Regions from separate parts of the Homo sapiens genome. Here region 2 is linked to region 1. The links are chromatin contacts, found by Hi-C or POLR2A ChIA-PET in ENCODE. All regions are on one chromosome and are shown on one strand. Each heading gives the region's core, a stretch centred on a gene start or an enhancer-like site at or near the end of the contact. The rest is flanking DNA. Distances are from core to core; before and after follow the strand shown.

Region 1 (7,045 bases), core at 3,938-6,437:
TGCTCAGCTAAGTTTTTATATTTTTAGTAGAGACAGGGTTTCTCCATGTTGGTCAGGCTAGTCTCGAACTCCTGACCTCAGGTGATCCGACCTCCTCAGCCTCCCATAGTGCTGGGATTACAGGCCTAAGCCACTGTGCCCGGCCTGTGCCATTCCTATATAAAATGCTCCTTGCCACTTAATTTTGTACTGTATTACGCCACTTGATGATTGTGTTACAATTTATCTGTCTGCACTTACTTCTACTTGTCAATCACTCCCAGCAAAAAATCACTCGAGGGCAGCTTCCTTGTCTCATGATCTTTTCTTTTTTTACTCAATGCCCCATATATAGTAGATTCTCATAAGATAGAATTATTGTTTGATTTGAACACACACACACACACATCACACAGTTACAAGTATATACTCTAAGTATTCCTCTAAGCCTTTTTCCAAAAGGACCTCAAGGTCCTTTTGGAAGACTTGTAAGATGCAGGGGTGGTGACATTTGTCATATTCACATTTACTTTGCCTTGTGCAAAAGAAAGCCAGATGTTAGAAAATGCCTGTGGATTTTCATAAACTTACTCAGATGGTGAATCCAGTTGTAGCATCTGTTCCAGATACACTACATTTACTAATAAAAACCTTGTAGCCCCTGGAATTGGATATGAAGTGATTGACCCAGCAAATGCTATTTCCTCCACACCAATTTGCAAAGACTGCCAGAAGGAGTTTGTTTTTTCCTGATAGGGCAAAGAGTATACTTTCTTAGTGTATGCACAGGGCCATGTCAGCTCTCTTACTGTCTGCCATATTGTATCTGCAGCGATTTTGATTATTTTGACATTCCAAAGAATAGCATGCTAGTCCACAGCATTGATGACATTGTGCTGACTGGATTGAGATGAACAGGGAATATCGCATACTTCAGATGCCTTAGGAAGACATATGTGAGCCAGAGGAGGGCAGAGAATTCCAATTCCTTATAACCATTACTGTATAGTTAGGATCCTGTCATAAAAACAGATATCAGTTATTTTAACAGAATTTAATATAAAGAATTGGCTAAACAGAATAAAGGATTAAAAAAAAATTTTGGTTGAGGTGGGCAGATCACCTAAGGTCAGAGGAGTTCGAGACCAGCCTGGCCAACATGGTGAAACCCTGTCTCTACTAAAAATACAAAAATTAGCCGGGTGTGGTGGTGGGCGCCTGTAATCCCAGCTACTGGGGAGGCTGAGGCAGGAGAATTGCTTGAACCCAGGAGGCGGAGGTTGCAGTGAGCCAAGATCATGCCACTGCGCTCAAGCCTGAGCTGGAGACGTTGTCTCAAAAAGAAAAAAAAAATTTTTTTTGCAAAAATGAGGTCTTGCTATGTTGACCAGGCTGGTCTTGAACTCCTAGCCTCAAGCAATCCTCTCATCTCACCTCTCAAATTGCTGGAACTACAGGAATGAGCCACCATGCCTGGCCCAGGATAGAGAACTTAAATAGCTAAAAGGGAATCCTGATGTATCACAGAGGCATTGACAGCATAAAGCAGTTGTCACTTTTAGGACACAAAGGCAAGATGTTGGGATTATTGGAAACTAGAAACTTGGAGCAGGAACCTTCCAGGGGTGGCCTCGGCCTCTGAGGAGTTTCAGGACTAAGACGAGGGCCCTAAAGAATTGCCATTCAGACCTCTGAGAAGAGAAGAAGGAGAGAAAGCACAGTGGGAAGTACGTTGGACAGATGGTGGGGCCAGAAAATGAAAGTTCATTCAAGGCGGTAGGAAGATCAGCTTATACACACTATGTTGCAAAGTTTAGTTGACTTGATTTATTTCAGGAATGGGATAAGGAAGTAAATACACAAGAGGAAAAGACATTCAAGAAAATTGAAGATATATTTCATGCAGATAACTCTCACTTTTCTTATTTTACTTTAAAACCACTGTTGACAGAGATGAAAAACCTACCGAAAACAAACAGCTAGTCCATGGAAATATGTTTGCTGGTTCCTGGAGTTGAGAGGCAGCAACACTTGGGCCCAAGATAACAGCGGGAAGTGCAGAGAAACTTCTGAGCCAGACTGAACTTAGTTCAAATCTTAGCTTTATCACAAGCTGTGATATTACTCAAGTTATTTAACTTCTCTGTACCTCAGTTTTTGTAATTGGGATTATTATTACTACCATCACAAGTTGAGTTCCACAGAACTAAAATCGAAGTGCCAGCATGCCTCCAACACTTACCCCATGCTTCATCTGGGGATTTACTGCACCCAAATTATAATCCCCTGTATTATAATAACCAAGAACAATCTGTCTATTTCTGATCCACAATAATTATTTATAACACCGCCTTTTTTCCCCCAGTAGATGCCTGGAGTTTGAATCTGTTTAGCATGAACTCCTAGAAATCCCTCACTTTCTTGGTGTACACCCGAATTTGGGAGACTCCGGGTTGAATATCAGAAAGACTTAAAAGGCTATCAGACAAACGCTTGATTGAAATTTTCCCCAGGATTAAAACAGGCAGAGTCTCAGTATGAGTGATAATAATAACAGTACAGGGATGTCCCCTTAAAGACAATGGGGAAAGACAAGGAGATTTGAAATAGATGAAAATGTGGAACTCAGAAGATGTAGGTTCATATAAACTTTTTTTTTTTTTTTGAGATGAAGTCTCGCTCTGTCACCCAGCCTAGAGTGCAGTGGCACAATCTTGGCTCACTGCAACCTCCGCCTCCCAGGTTCAAGGAATTCTCCTGCCTCAGCCTCCCGAGTAGCTGGGACTACAGGCGCCTGCCACCACGCCCGGCTAATTTTTTATTTGTAGTAGAGACGGGGTTTCACCATCTTGGCCAGGCTGGTCTCGAACTCCTGACCTTGTGATCCACCCACCTCGGCCTCCCAAAGTGCTGGGATTACAGGCGTGAGCCACCGTGCCCGGCCGGTTCATATAAACTTTAGAAAGGGAGTCAGAGAATAAGAATTTATCAGCTTACTCTAAGCATTTCCCAAAGGACTGGGATTCCAATTCCAAGTGAGCAAAGATTTATCCTTCTAGAGAAGGAAAGGGCCATTCATTTGCTTTCCATAGCTTATTGGAAAATATCTCTGTGTAACTCGTATCCAGCAGTCATCAGGCATCTTCTCATTCTAATTTGCTTTCCTTAGCCGACTTGCATGCTAGAAGGAAGTGCCCTCTGCTGGTGTAAGAGTTCATAGGCCAAGTCCTTCTCGCATTCTAATTTGGTACCTTATAATTGGTTTCCTGTTACTGAACAGTCCTGTGTGAGTTTGGGTGATAATATTACACTGAGGCCTGAATTGGGGCAGGACCAGCATCAAACTAATTAGGGCCAGCATTCCACATCAATAGCATATATGTGGCTATGTTTGGGGGTTCCAAAAGTCCTTGTAATCTCAAATTATCTTTGCTGCTCATCTGCTATAACGTCTGAAATGCTACCATTAAATTTATCCCATTAGACTATAGTTCCAAGAATTACCAAAATGTAAGTTCATTTCAACCTAATAAACTCTTACTGGGTAAACCTTTAGTTTAGGGCATTGCGATGGGTACTCGGAGTTAAAAACCAAAAGCAAAAATTAAGATGGTGATTAAGTAAGTTTATCTATCACCCTCAACAGCTGCAAAACAAATTGTACGATGCAATGAAAAGTTAATATATCCAAAAATGCCCAAAAGAGGGATAAGGACTCTTATGCAATAAAAATTCAAAGAACTGAGTGATTAGTAGGTGCTGGAGTAGCCAGACATATGACTTGCATCAGGACTTCAGAGGTAAATAGCCCATTTGTGGTGGTCGTAAACAATTTAGGTTTCGCTGGTGAATTAGCTATCCAGGCTCCTTGAAAAGAGAAAGATTTAGAATGAATTCGATGACACTGCTCAGGGGCTTACTAAATTAGAGAATAGCTTACATGGGAGACCCCAGGACAAATACCTGGGGGCTGAATTGTGTGACAACCAAAAAGTTTCCAAGGACAAATTTGAAATTTGACTATTTGCACAGGGATGTCAGAGCTTTGTTGGATGATGGTACCCCGTGGGTGCCCTGACATACCTGAAGCTCTGTTTGAATAACGAACACAGTGAACAGTGAAATGGCCCTTTGCATAATCTGGGAAAGTCCTTGGAAATCCTGATGTGAAAGGCAGACTGGAAAAGGTCATTGTTGAGATTTTCCCTCCCCTCCCCTCCCCTCCCCTCCCCTCCCCTCCCCCCTCCCTCTCTCTCCCTCTCTCTCTTTCTCTCTCTCTCCCTTCCTTTCTCTTTCTCTCTTTCTTTCTTTCCTTTTCTGAGGCACAGTGTCACTATGTTGCCCAAGCCAGTCTCAAACTCCTGGGCTCAAATAATTCTCCCGCCTCGGCCTCCCAAAGTGCTGGGACTGCAGGCATGAGCCACCACGCTCAGCCACTGTTGAGATGTTGTAAGCAAATTGTTATGGAATGCAACCCCAAATTCATATATTGAAACCCTAACCTCCACTGTGATGGTAGTTGGAGGTGGGACCGCTGGCGGGTAGTGAGTTGATCATGAGGATGGAGCCCCCAGGATGGGATTAGTGTTTTTTATAAAAAGAGATTAGTGTGCTCTCCTTCCTCCCAACCCCTTCTCTGTCAAGTGAGGATACAACAAAAAGATAGCCACTTGCCAACCAGAAAGAGGGCTTTCACCAGACACGAAATCTGTCAGCAACTTGATCTCAGACTTGCCAGGCTGCAGAATGATGAGAAATAAATGTTTGTTGTTGAAGCCACCCAGTCTATGGTATTCATTATAGCAGCTCAAACAGACTAAGATGCAAATCAATATAAAACACTCTGTGAAAAAAAAGAAATGCTTTCAATATTTTCCAGTGAAAAAGAACTCATAATAAGGATTTGACATTGTTTGACAGGAAGGAAGGCTTCTGTTTCTAGTTTTTTAGTTAACTTGACAGTGAAGTTCAAGTTTGACAGTTTAAACTTTCTTTGGTTTGAAATCATCATTGCCAGGTGGGGGAAGAGGAAGCAGGACCCACACAGGACTCAGGAGGGCATTTAGGTCATTCTACCCAGGCCATTGCCATTCTCTTCCTACTCCTCTGAAAGAAAGGGAGGCTTTGACGTCAGGCGTGGGTGAGTCATCTTTCCTCCCAGGGCCTCCGGCTGGAATTTGCAGGCTGTCTTTGCAGCAGCTATTCTGTTAGTCATTCACAAAAAAGCATCCTGGAAAAGCTGAAGGGAAATGCTTGGATGGACAAGTGATTAAATTTCTATTTTCATGGCAGAGAACCTGCTGGCTTGCTCACAAAAGCAGCTGCATCCAGTACCAGGCACCCCAAGGGCACCCGGTAAATACTTGTGGATTCATTGACGAAAAGATCTGCTGGGTTCTCTTAAATCTTGGTGTTGAAACTGAATTTTCAGATACGATTATGTGACTGGTAGATAAGGTTTTGTGCCTATTTACTTCTCCATGCTCAAATGTCAAATCAAATTTATTGGGTTTACATAAAGAGGTTAGTAACATTGCTGGCCCTACTATCATGAACATTGTGAAAGGAAAATGAATAAGGCCCTTTCTGAAGCTTTATCTGCAGGGGTACATGTGTGGGATTCAATGGAAGGAAAGTTGAACTGTGAGCTAAGAATGATTGTCTCTTTTGCTCCAGGAAGCCCTCAGCAATCATTTGATCTTTTTTGAGAATCTGTTAGGGAAAAGAATAAAAATATCTCCTTACCTGCCAGAAATGCAGGGAAACAAGAATGAAGCAAAAGGAAGAGTATGAGTCCTACATCCTTCCAGCCTGAGACAGGATGTATCCTTATTGCTTTGCCTGCAGTGAACTGACAGGGAATCTGAGATGCACAGAGGCATGGTGAATTAGCCAGAGAAGTCTAGCAACTGCAGCCTGAGCCCTCTTCCCTTTTCCGTCTCTTAGGCGATCTCCACAGCTTTATACACGATCTACGTCCATGACTCTTAATTAGATTTCTATCTCTAGTCCTTCTCCTTCTTCACATATATAACTTTGTGCTTTACACTTTTATGTGAAGTTCTGGTAGGTATTTCAAACTTCACATTCGAACTCAAACTCATGACTTTCACCTCAAGCATGCTCCTCCCTTGTCTCCCTTAGGAGGGACTACCGTTTACAGTTATCTAAGCCAAAAAGTCTAGGCGTCATCCTTGAATCCTCTGTTCTTTTCATCCCCCATGAGATACAATTTGGTATTAAGACAAATTCTTTCTCTGTTTCTTTCTCTCTATTTCCACTGTGAATACCCTAGAATAAACCATGCTCCTTTCTCACTGGGTGGACAGCAGTCACTCTAGTCTCTCTTATTTTACTCTTGACTTCTATTGATATAGGAGTTAAGAAGAAATTACTTAGGCAGATAGTGAGGGTACTGGAGTCCTCGATAAGATTTTCCTTTTTAATGAAAAGCAGCCCCAAATCATTTTCTAACAAACAACAGCTTGTAAAATCAAGCTGCAGACATAGACAAGCAAGCTGGAAGATTGCAGGGATGAATCCCAGTAGAAAAGCACTATCTGGGACTAGGCATGTTCAAAATGGCAGCTTCATCTTCCCTTCCCTTTGCCAGCCACGTGTACAGTAAGGAGCAGACAAGATGGCACCAGCCAAGTTGAAAGCCCATTTGCATAATAAGATAGGCAGGATGGGGGTGGTGACCAGCCTTCTCCGCATGCCATGTAAACATCACACCTGATCGAACCAATCTGTGAGCCCTATGTAAATCAGACACTGCCTTCTCAAGCCTGCCTATAAAATCCAGTGAACTCTGCTGCCGACCAGTCTTTTCTCTCCGCAGCACTTCTCTCTCACTGGAGAGAGAACTGTTCTCCTTTCTCTTTCTTCTGCCTATTAAGCCTCTGCTCCTAAACTCCTCATGTGTGTCTGTGTCCTAAATTTTCCTGGCATGGCAGGACAAACCCCGGGTATTTACCACAGACAACAAAACCGCTTCACTATGATGTATGCATGCTGCAAAGGAAGGTTCGTATAAAATTCTTCTTAAAAAATTATTCAGGCAGCC
Region 2 (6,694 bases), core at 2,307-4,806, 90 kb before region 1:
GAACAACTTTGAAAATTTGGCCTGGTGCAGTGGCTCATGCCTGTAATCCCAGCACTTTGGGAGGCCAAGGTGGGCGGATCACTTGAGGTCAGGAGTTTGAGACCAGCCTGGCCAACATGGTGAGACCCCGTCTCTACTAAGAAATACAAAAATTATCTGGGTGTGGTGGCGCATGCCTGTAATCCCAGCTAGTCAGGAGGCTGAGGCAGGAGAATAGCTTGAACCCAGGAGGCGGAGGTTGCAATGAGTTGAGATTGCACCACTGCATTCCTGCCTGGGTGACAGAGCAAGATGCCATCTCAAAAAAAAAAGAAAATTTGCTAACGTTTCTGGGTCTTTTCCCAAGAACATTGCTTATAACTGCAAAATTTTTCATATGCTTCCAGGATGCCTACAGACACTCCTTTTCCTTCCACATTATCTTGGAACCTTGGACATTTTTTTTTTTTGAGATGGAGTCTCACTCTCCCTCTGTTGCCCAGGCTGGAGTGCAGTGGCTCGATCTCGGCTCACTGCAACCTCTGCCTCCTGGACTCAAGCGATTCTCCTGCCTCAGCCTCCCAAGTAGCTGGGACTACAGGTGCATACCATGATGCCCAGCTTATTTTTATATTTTTAGTAGAGACTGGGTTTTGCCATATTGCCCAGCCTGGGCTCAAACTCTTAAGCTCAAGAGATCCACCTACTTTGGCCTCCAAAAGTGCTGTGATTACAAGAGTGAATGAATGTGCCCAGCTGGACATTTTTTATAGAAGTATAGAATCCAAGCTGCATTTGATACCTACCCTGCCACCTATATTTTGATAATTCTGGGAAAGTCTTTCAACTGCCAACAACTTAATCTTTTTTGTCTTCAATATGACACATTGCCTAGATTTGTGGATTAAACAATATAATGTATATAAAAGTGCCCAGCATCACACCTGCCATGCAGTGGGTCATTTTTATTGATGAATGTAATTGTCGTGTAGAATACCATGTTCTTATTATTTGGTCATCATATTTGTCTTTTTTTGGAAAAAGGTCTCCTGGGAAGTTAGATGATGATCAGAAAATTTCTTGGGAGAGCTTAGAATCAGAGTAGTAAGAGTTAGTGGGCCAAATAGTCTCTGATGTTCTTCAGCTCATAGCTGTTGTGTCTATCTCCATTCCAGTTAAATAAATCAACAGCGGATACTCAGAGAAGCCAAACAGGGCATCTTTCCCCAGAGATGTGGTCCCAAACTCTTCCAAATAGTTTTCTTTTCTTTTTTTTTTTTTTTTTGAGACGGAGTCTGTCTCTGTCACCTAGGCTGGAGTGCAATGGTGCGATCTCGGCTCACTGCAACCTCCACCTCCCGGGTTCAAGCAATTCTCCTGCCTCAGCCTCCCGAGTAGTTGGGATTACAGGCATGTGCCACCATGCCTGGCTAATTTTGTATTTTTAGTAGAGACGGGGTTTCTCCATGTTGGTCAGGCTTGTCTCGAACTCCCGACCTCAGGTGATCCGCCCACCTTGGCCTCCCAAAGTTCTGGGATTATAGGCATGAGCTACCACACCCAGCCCCCAAATTGTTTTCTTTTTCCAGGACTCTAAGCAGACCATTGCTGTTAACACATCTTTCTTCAGGCAGACCCTGGAGCCAGGTTGACTTTTGGTTGTCATCCAGCCATGTCTTACTAACATTACGTTGTGGTGATGTTGACTGGACCACCTCTCATACGGAGGCCTAATTTTATTGCCTACAGGCTATTGTATTTTATTGAGACAGAGTTGTCTCGCTTTGTTGTCGAGGCTGGAGTGCAGTGGCACTAGCTCGGCTCACTGCAACCTCCGTCTCCCAGGTTCAAGTGATTCTCCTGCCTCAGCCTCCTGCGTAGCTGGGATTACAGGTATGCATCACCACACCTAGCTAATGTTTGTATTTTTAGTAAAGACAGGGTTTCAATATGGCTAGGCTGGTTTCGAACTCCTGACCTCAGGTGATCCACTCGCCTTGGCCTCCCAAAGTGCTGGGATTACAGGAATGAGCCACTGCACCTAGACTGGGCTATTTTATTTTAATTGGCAAGTTATGGGGGATTGTCTGTCATCTTTATAAGCAGTCTGTAGTATGTTGACTCTGGTGTTATGGATCTATTTAACATAGAGTCAAAAGCCTCATATTGGTAAACAGCAGTCCCACTGACACTGCACATATGTGAAAACGGCATTTGATTGCAGGGAGGATGGAGGCATGGATGCTGGGACAACCTCAGGCTTTAGTGTCAGACTGATCTTATTAGAATCTCTCCCTGCCACTTACTAGCCTTTGGGCTCAGTCATTGACATAGGTATTATGGGACCCTATCCACGGTCTCCTGTGAATACTTGCTATCTGTTCCTTGCTGTTGGTTCTCGTGATTGTTAAGGTTTGTGGCTACTCACATTTCATGCTTCTCTTAGCAAAGCTACGTGTTCATGGCCCGGAAACCTGGCTTTGCTTAAAAAGACCGTTTGATCTCTTCGTTTGTTTTTGGCAAGTGACCAGTTGAAGTAGTTTTTTTTTTTTCAGAAGCATGGGGGAGGAAGGAAGGAATAATTGCCCACTATCTGTCATAGCGGTTTATCATCAAATAAATTATATTGCATTCCTCTTTTAACCAATTAACCCAACTGGTGATAAAGTAGTACGGTAAGTCCTCACTTAACACTGTTGATATGTTCTTAGAAACTGTGTCTTTAAGCAAAATGACACGCTGTATGCCCGTGGAACTTGAAGAAAGGAACTTGACTTTCTATTTTTAAGAGGTCTTCCTTTAGTGTCCAGGCTGGAGCGCAGTGGCATGATCACGGCTCACTGCAGCCTCAGCCTCCCAGGCTCAAATGATCCTCCCACTTCAGCCTCCTGAGTAGCTGGGACCACAGGCATATGCCACCATACCCAGATAATTTTTGTATTTTTTGTACAGATGTGGTTTCACTGTGTTGCCCAGGCTGGTCTCGAACTCCTGGGCTCAAGCTGTCTTCCTCCCTTAGCCTCCCGTAGTGCTAGTATTAGAGACCTGAGCCACTGCCTGTCCCTGACTCTTGTTTCTATCAATTAGCCTGTGGCAAAATTAGTTTTGTTACATAGTATGTTGTTTTGCTTAAAGTTGCAGTTTTCAAGAATCTATTGCTGAAGTTAAGTGAGGGCTTAAAAACTGTATTATATTCTGTGGAATACAGAGTACTGTATGCATAAGAACAGTTTATATGCTTGGATTATTTGCTGTGGAATTAAAACACTTTTATATTTATTAGGAAACTAAGACTGATTACCTTAGTTTTTCAGGGTTCACAAGTTTGGTTGGCTTTACAAATCTATGCATGCATTCATTTTAGGTTGGTTAGTACCGCAGTCCTCAGGAATTTGAAGGTGGCTCGTAAACTTGGGAGGGAAAGTGATTTTTGTTTTGAGAGTTGGGTCAGACCCTAAAGAATCATTACTTAGGGCTGACTGGAATTAATTAACCTGATCTTTCTGCTTTCCTTGGATTGCATCCAAAATCAACCCTGGTTGGTTTCTGCCAGCATTAGCTCCTTCAAAGTCTGCCTCTCAAAGATGTGTCATAGACTACAGCCCATGACTAAAATTTACCAAGCAAGGAGAACTGATGACTGTGTTCTTGGTTTGATGCCAAAAAGTACTCAAAGATTTTTCCAACATGGTTTATGGCACATTGACATTTATTTTCAGAATCAGTGGTATTGTTTTGCTAACTCTGTCACCCTATTGGTAAAATCAATCGAAAGTCTAAGTCAAATACTAAATCACATTTATTTAAAATAAAGATTGGGGCCAGGTGCACTGGCTCATGCCTATAATCCCAGCACTTTGGGAGGCCAAGGCAGGAAAATTGCTTGAGCCCAGGAGTTCAAGACCAGCCTGGCAACATAGTGAGACACCCCTTTCTACAGATAAAAGAATTAGCCCGGAGTGATAGTGTGTACCTGTGGTCCCAGCTACTTGGGAGGCTAAGGCAGGAGGATCTCCTGAGCCCAGGAGGTTGAGGCTGCAGTGAGCTGTGATCGTGCCATTGTACACCAGCCTGGGTGACAGAGTAAGACCCTGTTTCAAATTAAAGAAAAATAAATAAACATTGAGTCTTAGTTCTTATTGTCAGCCTGAAATCTCCTGTATAGTCTTAGAACGCCTGTCATATTTTTTAGTTTAATGTGCAAACCTCATTTTGATTGAAGTGTAACTAAGTAGTTTCTATATTTGAAATGAGAATGTTTTGTAAATAGTGGATGTTCATGTGACCAGTGAGAATTTCGTTTGTGAAGTTTGTTAGGGTCTTTGGAAAACTAGCCCCATGTTCAAATCCCTGATTACTTTGTCCTGGAGGGCCAGGAATGGTCTAAATGTTACCTTTCAAGTACATTTGATTTCAGAATTAGGTGATGCCTGAGAAGCAGAAAGGCCAACCCCTTGTCATTTTTGCCGCTTTATTTAACTTCTTGTAGTGGACATGGTCTTTGCTGAGGCTGCCGGCTATGAACTAGATGGGGCAGAACAGAACGTGAAAGGCAGAGAACAGCCACGTCCCATTGTTAACACAGAAAACAAAGAACAGAGTGTGAGATACCTAGTGATGCCAGCCGTATCCACTGAGGCCTCTTCCCACTGTTTTTTCTCTTACTTGCTTCTTGAAGTCTTTCTCCCAGAGTCACAGAAGGTTAGGGCCACTCAGGGTTGGAAAGCTCCTGCCACTTCCATTTTCGGAAGCCACTGGTATGTTAAAAAATGAAGGTAGTGTGGAAACAAGGTTATAAATATTGGGGCACATCTGACGCTAGTTGGTGGCACATTTTAAAGGCTTGTGCTTAACAAGTTAATGAATGTGTCATTTATAAAATACTGGGTACTTTCATTTTGCCTTCTGCAGAATGTTTTAAGGATTTGTAAAGATGCATGGGTCCACTCACTGTGCATGCCAGGAGCTTAAGCTTGGAATAGGACATGTGCTTATTGATGTATAAAGGACGTCTCTGTCTTTTGGCCTCATTGGGGTTTCTCTGTGACAGCCTAAATAAGGCCATGATTCTAAGCATGGGACCCTTTGTGGATGTGAGGGCTGCCCCTCCCTTCTTACCTCTTTCACTCAAGGAACTACCTTCTATTCTGAGGATGATTTGTTTGTCTTTGCTATCCCATACACTGGTGTTCAACTTTTAGAAAATGTCTTATGAAGGGATAGAGGGGCTGTGTCAGAGTGTATTTAGCTCAGCTATGTTCTCCAAACAGGGCTATAGTTGGTAAAAATATTCAGAGTTGGGGATCTGCTGCCAGCCTGCCTGGCTTCTAAGCCCAGTTCTACCACTTATAGCTGTGTGACCTTGGGCAAATTACTTAATCTCTCTGATCCTCAGTTACCACATTTTAAAAGATGGAAAATAATTGTTATCCTCCTCATGTGTTTGTTGTGGGGATTAAATGAGGTAAAATACTTAGCATAAGACGTGACATGTAGTAAATGATATTCCAAATAATGTACAAAAGCAGTAAATTAATATTATTTGTCACGGAGAGGCTGAACACCATCTCCAGGCGTAAATTTCAAAAGGCACGTTTTGAAAGTCATAGGAAAATTGCTCACTAAGGTTTCAAAATGGCATATGTGGGCCAGGCATGGTGGCTCACTCCTGTACTCCCAGCACTTTGGGAGGCTGAGTGGGGTAGATCACTTGAGGTTAGGAGTTTGAGACCAGCCTGGCCAACATGGCAAAAACTTTTCTCTACTGAAAATACAAAAATTTTTATTGTAAAATACAAAAGCTGGGCGTGGTGGCACACGGCTATAATCCTAGCTACTTGGGAGGCTGAGGCAGGAGAATCACTGGAGTCTGGGAGGTGGAAGCTGTAGTGAGCTGAGATCATGCCACCTCACTCCAGCCTGGGCGACAGAACAGGACTCTATCTCAAATTAAAAAAAAAACAAAAAACCCCACACAAAATGGCAACATGAAACAATAATAGAAGAAAAGTGATTTTTGATTGTTTTTATTGACAATTTTGAGTTCCTTACTCATTTTTGTAACTTCACTGCACATTCCTGATTTACTCCTTCTCTCTCCCTCTACTACTGAACAGGAAGATGTGGCACTCAAAGGCAGTGGTTTTTCAGGCCAGGCTTTATGGAATCCCTGAATACCTTCCAAATTCTCTTAAATCAGAGTAGCTCAAATTTTACATTTTATTCTTCATAATTAAGTTTTATTTTTCAGAACTAAAGTTTCCGTGTTTAGAAAAAAATCCCCAAAACAAAAAAGCCACTTCTCTAAGAGCAAGGAGTTGGAAAGGGAACCAAAATTTACTGCTCTGACGTTTTATAAAGGCTCACATGCTGGCTGGGCACGGTGGCTCACACCTGTAATCCCAGCACTTTGGGAGGCCAATGCGGGCTGATCACCTGAAGTCAGGAGTTCAAGACCAGCCTGGCTAACATGGCAAAACCCCATCTCTACTAAAAATACAAAAATTAGCCAGGCGTGGTGGCGCGTGCCTATAATCCCAGCTACTCGGGAGGCTGAGACAGGAAAATCACTTGAACCGAGGAGGTGGAGGTTGCAGTGAGCTGAGATTGCACCACTGCACTCCAGCCTGGACCATGGAGTAAGACTCCATCTCAAAACAAAACAAAAACAAAAAACAAACAAACAAAAAGGCTTACATGCCTGCATGCATAAATG

Evidence for each region. A loop is a pair of places that touch in the nucleus more often than their neighbours do. ChIA-PET counts read pairs that join two places held with the same protein, here RNA polymerase II (POLR2A). Pooled maps may share reads with other maps.
Region 2: a map of endothelial cell of umbilical vein shows a loop between it and region 1 (6-fold over the local background). The contact joins two enhancer-like sites. A Hi-C loop is called at or near these places in 2 of 168 maps with a recorded cell type or tissue (endothelial cell of umbilical vein and posterior vena cava) and 4 of 50 pooled maps. POLR2A ChIA-PET finds 5 or more read pairs at or near these places in 2 of 52 experiments (Panc1 and activated CD4-positive, alpha-beta T cell).

What each region holds. Positions count from the first base shown.
Region 1 is chr2:223,723,818-223,730,862 of GRCh38, reverse strand. No RefSeq gene overlaps it. Among named protein-coding and RNA genes, the nearest start is that of AP1S3, 110 kb to the left of the region's middle. RefSeq lists enhancers at 4,006-4,673, 4,369-5,568. Within about 2 kb of position 5,187, at least 25 of the 41 ENCODE cell types and tissues checked have a DNase peak (open chromatin) inside an H3K27ac peak, as active enhancers do.
Region 2 is chr2:223,812,178-223,818,871 of GRCh38, reverse strand. All of the region lies in intron 1 of AP1S3 (adaptor related protein complex 1 subunit sigma 3), which reads left to right. Among named protein-coding and RNA genes, the nearest start is that of AP1S3, 22 kb to the left of the region's middle. Within about 2 kb of position 3,556, at least 6 of the 41 ENCODE cell types and tissues checked have a DNase peak (open chromatin) inside an H3K27ac peak, as active enhancers do.